Regions from separate parts of the Homo sapiens genome. Here region 1 is linked to region 2. Evidence: chromatin contacts called from ENCODE Hi-C or POLR2A ChIA-PET data. All regions are on one chromosome and are shown on one strand. Each heading gives the region's core, a stretch centred on a gene start or an enhancer-like site at or near the end of the contact. The rest is flanking DNA. Distances are from core to core; before and after follow the strand shown.

Region 1 (5,400 bases), core at 916-3,415, 420 kb before region 2:
GGCCTGGCAGGTTATATTAGCCTAAATGTCATTTGAGGGCCCTTTGCAAGAGGAGTGGAGGAATGTAGTCTTCAAGGTGAAAGGGAAAATGAGCAGCAACACGTTAAAAAGCATTAATGAAACTCCAAATGAACACACAGGGAAAGACAAAAAGAGATCCTGCCTTGGTCCCTGACTGCTTCCCGGTTACTAGTTTCAAGAACTCCAAAGCCTGGCTGAACTTTCAGTCCTTGAGTTCTGTGAGATAACCCCATAACTTTCCTTATGATAAAGGAAACTAACACAGGAACAACCAAATATTGCATATTCTCACTTATAAGTGTGAGCTAAATGATGAGAACTTATAAATATTAAGAATGGAACAACAGACACTGGGGTCTACTTGAGGGTAGAGGGTGGAGGGAGGGAGAGGAGCAGAAAAAGAAACTACTGGGTACTAGGCTTAATACGTGGATAATGAAACAATCTGTACAACAACCCCCTGTGAGATGAGTTTACCTGTATAACAAACCTTCACATGTACCCCCTGAGCCTAAAATAAAAGTTAAAAGAAAAACTCCTATGGCTTAGTTTCTGTTCCTTGTAATCAAATATTCCCTAAAAGAAAAATGGTAACTGTAACCATTTGTAATTGTTTAATGTAAAAGATCACTTTTTTGACATTCTGAATCCAAAATGTACTTATTGTAATTGACTGGAAAAAAGTCAGAAATGAGGAAGAATATGAGACATCAGCCAATTTTCTCTTCTATCTTATCTGTGTAACACAGGACATGGCTAGCCCTAACTAAACCATGAAATAGCCTTAATGTACTACTATTCCCTTCATTCCTTCTCCTCTCACTCTCAAGGACTTTCAGTGTGCTCAATGGACTGCCCTTAAGTCCTCAACAGTCTCTGCATATACTGCATCTTTCCTACCAGTAACCATAAATAGTTAACTACTGTCCTCTGACCCTTTACTCCAAATCTCTCATTTTTGTTTTCTAAAGTAGCAGCTAGATATGCTGGTACATTAACCCAAGCCAAGATGTTAATTGGCTAACATAAAGGAAGGTCTCTTTTTTCATTCCTGGAAACATATTACACATGTGTCTTTAGGGAAAAGTCCTTAATTAAAATGAGTGAAACTAGTGGTGGGAAATTTTTACCCTGAATAAAGCAGTAGGATAAAAAATTTTTATAAAGGTGTTCACTTACATTATCTTTGTATGATAATTGCACTGCATATACAAATACCAATTTGTAACAGGAAAAAAGGGTTAAAGAAGGACTATATATTCTTAATACATTTAAAATTATTGAGCAGTCCTCTCTGTATTATAGCAAAATTGGTTTCAAAGCTAAAAATAAAAATACAGCTTAATATATTCAAAATTGTAAATCAAATGTCAGAACAAGAAAATCAGTCATAAATGCTTAGTCAACTAACTGAGATTATCACATCTCTATGTTAATCCTGTGTGTTTAATTAACAGATAAAGCATAAGGGGGCATTCTAAACAACAGTATATAAAAATGAAAAAAAATTCAAACTCTTATTAAATAGAGAAGCAACAACAAAATGCTCCTGCATTTCAGCAACTGTTCATTAAATGATAAAAACATCTTGGTTTGTCTTTCTAAAATTATGTTTCACAGCCTTCAGAACCCTCTTCTGTTTTTGCTCATGATCATTACAGAGTGCAGATGTTAAATATAAGCTTAGTCATCACATCAAATACCATTCGGCCTTCTGCCTTGACTTTCCTAGGTAATCAGAAGATACCTCTGTTGTACAAGGCAGTAGAGTAGATTCAGTGTGTGGCCTTAGAACCAGAGTGCTGAGATTCACATCCTGAAACTACCACTTGTTTTTAATATGATCTTGGGCACGATACTCAAACTCCCTAACTGTGAGTTTCCTCATGTGTAAAACGGGCTTAAACAATAGTACCGCTATTGTTTTGAAGGTTCATTCATTTAGCTTCAATTGCTAGGCACTGTTCCAGGCTTTTGGAATCCATTAGTGAACGATATGAATAAAAATCACTGATCTCAGGAAGCTGACATTCTCAGACATTGCATCTAAAGCACTTAGAAGAACTGTGTCTAGTACTCAGTGAGCCCTTAATAAATGCCAGCTGTTAGGGTTACTAATACTTGAATGAGACAGAGCAAAACACTGGCACTGGAATTACAGGAAATGTGTCAGAATGGAGTCAGCACATTTAGGACCTAGCAGTGGCCCAGCCACTAATTGTTTAGGTGACCTTCCTTTAATCTCTCTGGGTCTCAGTTACTTAAAGTGGTCTTACAGTGCCTTCAATTGAGTATATGGTAGATCACGAGTGACAGAAATGATGAAGGGTTCAAAACGTCACAGAAAACATTTTATTTTATTTTTATTTATTTTGTCTTTATTTTACCATTTAAATGATTTGAAGGTGCACCAAGGACAAAATACTTTTTCAGTATACTCACAGTTTAGGAAAAGCTCAGACACTAGGTAATCATTTTCAGTACAAAAATAGAGAAATAAATCCTCAAAGATCATCGGGAAAAATGTAAATGGTCAGAAGCATACCAAATCTTTTACTTAATAAAATATGAAGTCTCAAAACACACACACACACACACACACACACACACACACACACACACACACACAAATATAAGCTGGAAGCAGTATCTTACATTTAACTAAAAAAGTACACATAGGTAATCCTTATTAGAAATCACTGGACAAGGCAATCTCTTCTAGAATATATAAATGAAATATAATATTACTCTCTTCCTGGCAATCTTAGCCTTCCTAAATTAGTTTTCCCAATGAAGCTTAAGAATAATATTAGTCTTGGCCGGGCGCGGTGGCTCATGCTTGTAATCCCAGCACTTTGGGAGGCCAAGGCAGGCGGATCACGAGGTCAGGAGATTGAGACCATCCTGGCTAACATGGTGAAACCCTGTCTCTACTAAAAACACAAAAAAATTAGCCGGGCGTGGTGGCGGGCACCTGTAGTCCCAGCTACTCATGAGGCTGAGGTAGGAGAATGGCGTGAACCTGGGAGGCAGAGCTTGCAGTGAGCCGAGATGGCGCCACTGCACTCCAGCCTGGGCGACAGAGTGAGACTCCGTTTCAAAAAAAAGAAAAAAAAATATTGGTCTCATATACATTTTCATGAGATTATACATTTTTTAGGGTTTTGTAAATTTTGTTCAAATTAGTTTTCTTTTTTCAGTTAAAATTCATATTCGTTCAACAAAATGTCCACAATTAAGTCAAGCTCTCTCTTACAAAGCATTGTAACTTTGCTTTCAATTTTCCTTCAGTTGGAATCTTCTTACTCCTTCTATTCAGTGACACACCCATCCACCAAGTCTCACTCAGAGGGTATCCTCTGCAAAGTTTCCCTGATTATTCCCATCATCGTCCCCATACTGACAGGTCATATTAGACTCTCTTGATATTACTCCCAAAGAATTCTGTAGATTTTATCACAAAATTGACTATCTCTTTGCATTATTGTTAACTTTTGTTCTATCCATCTGAGGGCAGTGACTATAATCTTCATTTTGGTAGCCCCTGGCATAGAGTAGTCAACTGCCCACATTTGTGAAACACTGGAAATATCAATGTCTTCAATGCATAAGCAAAACTCTGACTGATTAATAAAATAAATGTGGTCTAATATACTTTAATTTGTAAAGTTGTTAGCTTACTCCATGATAAACAAAAATCACTGTGTTAGAGCAACCAAACATGAAGAGAATCAGTATAGAGTTGAAAATTAGAAAAAGAAATCATATTCTACCTAACCCCTCCAAAATATATCTTTTCTGATATTGACAATGACATACGAAATTAAGAAATGTTCCCCAAACTCCCCATAAATTGTGGGCTTTCACTCAAGTATATGGCAATAAAAAGTGTGTCCTCCTTTTACTTTCTGAAGATATCAAAGAACAATGGCACAAAGCCAACTTTTAGAAATAAACCTGAATAAAAACAAATTTGGCAGTAGGATTCATCAAGAATAAAACCATAAATGAATGCCATTACCATTAATATCAAGTATGTCAATCCTGACTCCCCTTAACTTCAAAATCAGAGTATTCTTTACAGATGACATCTAACAATCTAGTAACATACCTTTGTAAGTAAACATACACACACCACAAAGTTTATCAGTGTATTTCAAACAGTTCATAAAGTACAAGTAGGAAAGAAAATTTCACACTGGCCTACAGAATAGTTTTAAATAAAATGCCGTTGATTAAAACTAACCCAAAATTCCAACTATACAGCAATCCTCAAGCTGTAAACAGAAATAGTTTCCACTAGAAACTTGTAGCAAGAGAACTCTTCTGGAAGTTAAATGGAAATTACAACAAGAACACTTCCAAATGCAGGTCATTTCTTAATGCAGTAACCTCTTTCCATTTTATAGTTGTCATAATTGTTTTCCTATAATGAAACACTGCTCTTCTCATATCAAAACAATAAAACAAAGCTAAAGAAAGAATATGTGTCCTTAAAAGTTAAAAACACTATTTTGGGAAGAGACAATTGGAAATATTTTCAACTATATACTGAGTTCTAGTGACCTCCCGTCAGTGAACAGGATAAAATTTGTAAATTCATATAAAATTTAAAGAAGATTTAAAATTTTTGCTAGAATTTGCTGGACACAAAGCTTGGCTTTGTAATTCATAGACATGCATTTATTTTTGTTATGTTTTGGCATATAAAAATGAGACTTAGAACCTTTCCTCATTACCTGAAAAACTAAAGGGAACTTTCAATCATGTTTTACATTATTTTAATTCATTAAAAATTTTTTCAGTGAGGAAAAAACTGTTCACTGTAGTAAATCCTATATTTTTTTTCTTTCATATTTCTTAGGAGCAAAAACACATAATCTATGTCTTAACTCTACATCAAGTAAAATTCTATTGCAACTACTATTTCCAAAGAAAGAACTATGTAGGCTGGCACATAGGAACAGGGTTCTACAGCACAATTCACTACTATAAAAAAACTCAACACAAAGAATAATTTATTTTATCAATACAATAGTATGAATTGGTGAAGTACTAAAATGAAAAAAACAATGTATCCAAAAGAGCATTTAATGAGTCTGAAGAGGAACAAAGGACCACTAGTTGGGAGATATCATAAAATTCATCTAGCACTCAAGATTAACAAAGGAAATAAGAAACCAGATAGTTTAGAAGAATTAAATGAAAGTGATTAAAGAAAAACATTATATTGTTGCTAGTAAGGAAAAGTCATAACAAACATTTTTAAATGTCAGAAAAGTATTTATGAGAATAAAAACAAAAAGAAGATATTCTATGCCAAGGATGACAAATTTGGGGCGTGTGTGTTAATACTCGTGAGTACCCTGGCAGATGTGA
Region 2 (5,542 bases), core at 138-2,637:
GGGAGAAGGTCATGAGGCCCAACATTCTGCCTACCACAGATGGGTTTGGAATATATTTCATAGGTGGAAGTGGAAAGATTGGCTTCAAAAAGTATTTAACATCATATCTAATGAGACATTTATCCCTTATCTAGAAACTTCTTCTTTTTTCTTTTCTTTTCTTTTTTTTTTTTGAGACAGGATCTCAGTCTGTTGCCCAGGCTGGAGTAAAGTGGTATGATCATGATCACGGCTCACTGTAGCCTCAACCTGCTGGGCTCAAGCGATTCTCCCATCTCAGCCTCCCAAGTTGCTGGGACCACAGGTACCCATCACCATGCCTGGCTATTTAAAAATTTTTTTGTGTGGAAATAGGGCCTCCTTCTTTTGCCCAGGCTGGCGCTGAACTCCTAGGCTCAAGCAATCCTCCCACTTCAGCCTCTCAGAGTATTGGGGTTACAGGCATGAGCCACCACACCTGGCCTAGAAGCTTCTTTGAGGCCCCAATCATTTCCTTGAGTTCTCCCCTTCATCAGTCCCCAAATATCCTACTTGAGATCTTTGGGTGTGCAGAAAGAAGAGAAAGACAACTATCACTCAAGAAAAAATTTGAATTTGGGAATAAGAATTGTAGTTTGTGAGGCAAAAAACATGATGAAATGAAGCAGGAATTTGTGAGTGTGGAGGTCACTTTTCCTGTGGCTCTCCTTCTGCCTGGGTGTGCTGGCATGAAGGAAGCAGAAGAAATGAGTAAAGAGAAAAATAATCTGGGACTTGGGGTCATACATGATATGTGAGGAGGAGAAACCAGAAGCATTTCATATTAAAAAAGGTAAAACAGCAAAGAAGATCCAGAAAGCCCTAAGCAGGAAGGGAACAAATAAAGGCAGAGACAATGTTAAGGCCACACAATATCATTGACTAACTAACTGCTTTAGGAAAAAAAAATTATTAATATGTGTACATTTTAAAAAGAAACCATTTTCATAGAAGACATAATCTCACTACTTAGAATCAACCCTGTAATTTCCTAATGATAGTCAAGTATTTACCAAGTTCCTTGTCAAGTACGTTATATGCATATATACATACAAACATTGGAGGGAGGGGCTGTTATTATTTTTTATTTTATTTTATTTGTTTTTGAGACGGAGTTTTGCTCTTGTAGCCCAGGCTGGAATGCAGTGGCGTGATCTCGGCTCACTGCAACCTCCATCTCCCGGGTTCGAGTGATTCTCTTGCCTCAGCCTCCCAAGTAGTTTGGATTACAGGCACCTGCCACCACGCGTGGCTAATTTTTTTTTTTTTTTTTTTTTTTTTTTTGTATTTTTAGTAGAGACGGGGTTTCACCATGTTGGGCAGGCTGGTTTCAAACATCTGACCTCAGGTGATCTGCCCGCCTTGGCCTTCCAAAGTGCTGGGATTGCAAGCATGAGCCACCACGCCCGGCTGAGGATGTTATTTTTAGAAGGAAAAGGCCACATTGAAAACTGAGTGGACAGCTTGATAAATCTAAGATAGGAAAATTTTGCTGAACCAAAGGACCTTTTGGAGTGTTCTATTTTTTCTCACAAGCCCAGGACCTCTGCAAAAAACATCCAAAACTACTATAGAAAATGCACATTTTATTCTACTGTTTCTTCCAGCAGATGTGGATTTTTAGCGAGGAGCAATTTCACGTTCTTGGTCCAAATTTTAAAACTGCTAGGTCACTGTGTAAGAAACAGTTGACTAGGTTTTGCTTTCCATTGCCTTGGACCAGCTAAAACAATTGTGCCCTCTAGCCTATGAAGTCTGTACTGCAAAGGCCATTTCAACAGTGTTTGCTTCAGGTTTATCCTCAATTTTGGTTCTTGAAATCAAAAGTCATAAAAAAATATGGTAGAGATTCACAAAGACCTCTCCAGTTTTCTCTTTCAGTTGTAAATAACAGAATAACTAAAATGAAAACAGCTTAAACAGTGAAGACTTTTAAAACCCCACATAACAAGAATTGTGTAATAATGTAATGGTGTAAGTAAAGCAATTAATCTCACTTGGGTGCATAAACTGACTATTGTGAGGTTCATTTACTTCCTTAGCTCTACCAGAAAAACAAAGTAACTATACTACACTTTTGTCTTCATATTTTAAAAACCTTACCTATTATAGGAAAATATTCCCTAAAATATTGCTAAGTAGGAAGGTATTGATCATTTCCTAATAAAGGCACACGACTAAGCTTATACTGATAAAGTCCGGAAGTTGCCTGCTTGACCTTTATTAATCACCTGGCATTTAGGATACTGATTTTTTTAAAGCTACATTTTAGTCAGTTAAAGCCACCTCAGCATCTTTAAAGAATGCTTTGATTTGATCTATTTCTACTTTTTCTTTGAGGAAATCAAGCTGGGAGTTCTGAGAGCACATTCTGTTTGCTTATTTGTTCCTTTTATCCCTTTCTGTCCTCTCTGCATGCTAGGGCACACCTCACCTTGAAAAGAACTCATCAGCCGCCCTCAAGATGGGAATTGCAATGCCTTCATCTTGAGCCACTTTTAACAGAGTTTCATTTTTTTTCTGCTTTGATTTTGAATAGTGCCTATGTTTGAACACACTAAACACATTTTGGCCAAGTTTCCTTCATAGAGTTGGAATTCAGATTGGTTGTCAGGTTATTTAAAATAACTTTCTGTCTGGATTGGATCACTGTTAATTGCTCTGATCAACTGCAGTACATGGTTAAGGTAAAAAAAAAATATTGAGAAGAGACCCCCAGTCAATCTGATCTTACTTCATAGACACAGACAAATGATGAATTTATGTTAGTTAGGGAGGCCAAGGAAGGAAGAGGAGACATCATTAAAGAGTAAATGTTTCCAGCATTAGTTTCTGGGTCATTAAGCCCTAATGATTGATCTTATTTGGTTATTTTAAAGGCTACTGGAAACTAAAATGGAAACAGTTCAGAATACTTCCTTTGTATACAGAAGATTTTGTTCATGGCAACAGCTATGTGTGCCTAAACATTTTGTGTCACACAAACTCCTGCATTTGACATTTCTATCAGAGAGAACAAATAAAAATCATCCTAGAGCTTTCAAACACTCAAGCCATGTTGGGGCTTTGAAAGATCTTGTCATTTCAGAAGTGAAGAAATGGGGATGCTCTCAAGAGCAAGGGCAGCTTAATGGATTCCCCCAAAGCCCCAAAAGCACCTTCTCATGACTTAATTACTCTAAAAATTTCTATTTTTTACATTGCCTAAAATTTTCATCAATAAGAAATCATTTGATTTATTAATACCAAAACCTCATATGAAGATAGTAAACACCTTTGGGATGGTTAAGGTAATCTCACCATTCACAAATGTATGTATATTATCAGGTGAGATTGATTTAATAAATCTTTGGGACAATAAAGGGTATTTTTCTTAATTAAAAATTACAATGGAAAATTCAGTATCAGTCATGTTTAGGAGTTCTTCCTCTTCTCTAGTGTTATGTAAGGGTCCCAAGCAGCTTGTGCTATCCAAAAACCTTGGGGAGGAGAGCCTGGTATGAGCTCATCATAGTTGCACTGAGATCCTCATTATTTGTACTTATTACATGGCACTCTGCTGATTGTGGCACCTGCCCCTCTGCACCGAAGTCAGCCACTGGGTCCTCTGAGGAGGCTCTAAAGACTGAGGCATTCTGTGCTCAGCAAACAGGCATTCTTGCACCAGTCCCATCAGACATCCTTCTGAGTTTCTGTGTAGGGGAGGGCACAAGTGTCAACTACAAGAACCTACCACCCCTTTACTTCTTCTAGGCTCTGGAAAGCGTCCATACTTAGAACTGGGTTCTCTCCTCTCTTTCAATCAACAGAGCCCTCCCTATCCACACAATCCTGCGGTTAGAGAGAGGGAGGGAGAGAGAGAGAGAGACAGAGAGACAGAGACACAGAAAGATAGAGACACAGAGAGAGGGACAGAAACTTTCGAAAACAAAGACTTAACCTTCTGAGCAAAGACAGCTTCAGACCTCCAGGATACCTGCCCTTTTGAGAAAAGAAAGATGAAAGCCCCTATTACGGAGAGCTGTTCTGTTCAAGTTATCTATTGCTATGCCATGAAAGGTAGCTGGGCCTGGGGTCATCTTGAAGGCCCTTCCACCATTTATAGCTGGTAGTTGTACTGGGGAGACTCCAGCAGCTAGGGCTGGAACAGTTGAGTTCCTTGGGTATCTCTCCCTCTATGTTGCCCCCCAACATGGTCTCAAGGAAACCTCAGGGCAGCTGGACTTCTTACTGAGTGGCCAAAGGCTCCCAGAGTGAGTAGAGTGAGTATCCCAGGGGCACCAGCCAAGGCTGCCTGGTCTTTTCTAGCCTAGCCAATAAGGGACTCAGTGTCACTTCCAGTGTACTCTATTCATTGAGGCAGTCACGAAGATCCACTCAGTTTCAAGAGGAGGGGCCATGGACTTTACCTCTTGGTGGGAGAAGTGTGAAAGAATTTGTGGACGTGTTTTAAAACCACCACAAGAGCATATAAGAAAGAAGGAGGAGGAGGAGGAGGAGGAAGTGAAGGAGGAAGAGGAGGATGAGGAAGTGAAGGAGGAAGAGGGAGAGGAGGAGGAGGAGGAGAAGAAATTACTTGTTTTTCAGTTAGATTCTTTTTCTCCTCTATGTCCACCCATGACCACCAGGCTGCTGAGAACTATCTCCCTTGCTTGGAAATCCTCTGTAAAGCTCTCCTGCTCTCACTTTTGGTCCCACTGTCCCAAATCCTGATCATCACTCTCTGCCATGCCCCTTTAGACTAAAGGCAGGTTGGGTTCTGTTTCTGATCACTCTCTGCAGTTCTGTGTACCGGCACCTATGGGCAAGTGATACTATTTCAGTCCTGGCCAGACCATGGGGGAAACCAGGTCCCAGCCGGGGGCAAGAAACAGCTCCAGTTTTCTGGGAGGAAGACTGGGAGGTGTTAGAGGCACTGAGGTTTGAAAAAGAGAGCTGTGCATATGCAAATGGCATTCTTTAATTCAGCAGTTCACTGGGCTTTCTGCTCTGTGGCCAAGAGTTGGAGAAATGTCTCTGTGCTTCACGTCTTTCCTCTTGGAATCCCATGGTTTCCCTCACAGGACACAGAGTACAGACTGATTCTGTTGGTGCTGACGGTAGTTCCATATGGATTCCCTGTGAGCCTCCATTCTCACTTATAAAATGGACAGCCTTGCAGTATTAGGCATCTAAAACTCTTACTGTGATATGGGTCTCGCCCACATCAATTCTGTAGCAGTGCTTTTTCTTTAGCAAGATGTATCCTAAGCTCTGACCTACCCACTTACCAAAGAAATGGAATCATAAACCCACCGTATATTGGATTTTACTTATAATAAGTGAGGATCTTACCACATTAACACTGATTCAGAATCAACTTGCAGAACAGATTCTTTCTGACACTTCTAGTGAACTGGTTTTTTTTTTGTTTTAACAATTCACAAAATTTTGGCAGATTTTATTCATTTTGGATTTTAAAAATATTATTTTAACAAAATTCCTCCTCAAATAAGTGCTTATTCTTTACACACAATTCAGTGAA

What was found. Hi-C counts contacts between places; a loop is a spot of excess contacts on that map. ChIA-PET counts read pairs that join two places held with the same protein, here RNA polymerase II (POLR2A). Pooled maps may share reads with other maps.
Region 1: a pooled map shows a loop between it and region 2 (1.8-fold over the local background). The contact joins two enhancer-like sites. A Hi-C loop is called at or near these places in 1 of 168 maps with a recorded cell type or tissue (natural killer cell) and 7 of 50 pooled maps. POLR2A ChIA-PET finds 5 or more read pairs at or near these places in 1 of 52 experiments (OCI-LY7).

The regions. Positions count from the first base shown.
Region 1 is chr5:109,102,481-109,107,880 of GRCh38, reverse strand. All of the region lies in intron 17 of FER (FER tyrosine kinase), which reads right to left. Among named protein-coding and RNA genes, the nearest start is that of PJA2, 300 kb to the left of the region's middle. Within about 2 kb of position 2,165, at least 4 of the 41 ENCODE cell types and tissues checked have a DNase peak (open chromatin) inside an H3K27ac peak, as active enhancers do.
Region 2 is chr5:108,677,704-108,683,245 of GRCh38, reverse strand. No RefSeq gene overlaps it. Among named protein-coding and RNA genes, the nearest start is that of LINC01023, 48 kb to the left of the region's middle. RefSeq lists an enhancer at 1,351-1,851. Within about 2 kb of position 1,387, at least 2 of the 41 ENCODE cell types and tissues checked have a DNase peak (open chromatin) inside an H3K27ac peak, as active enhancers do.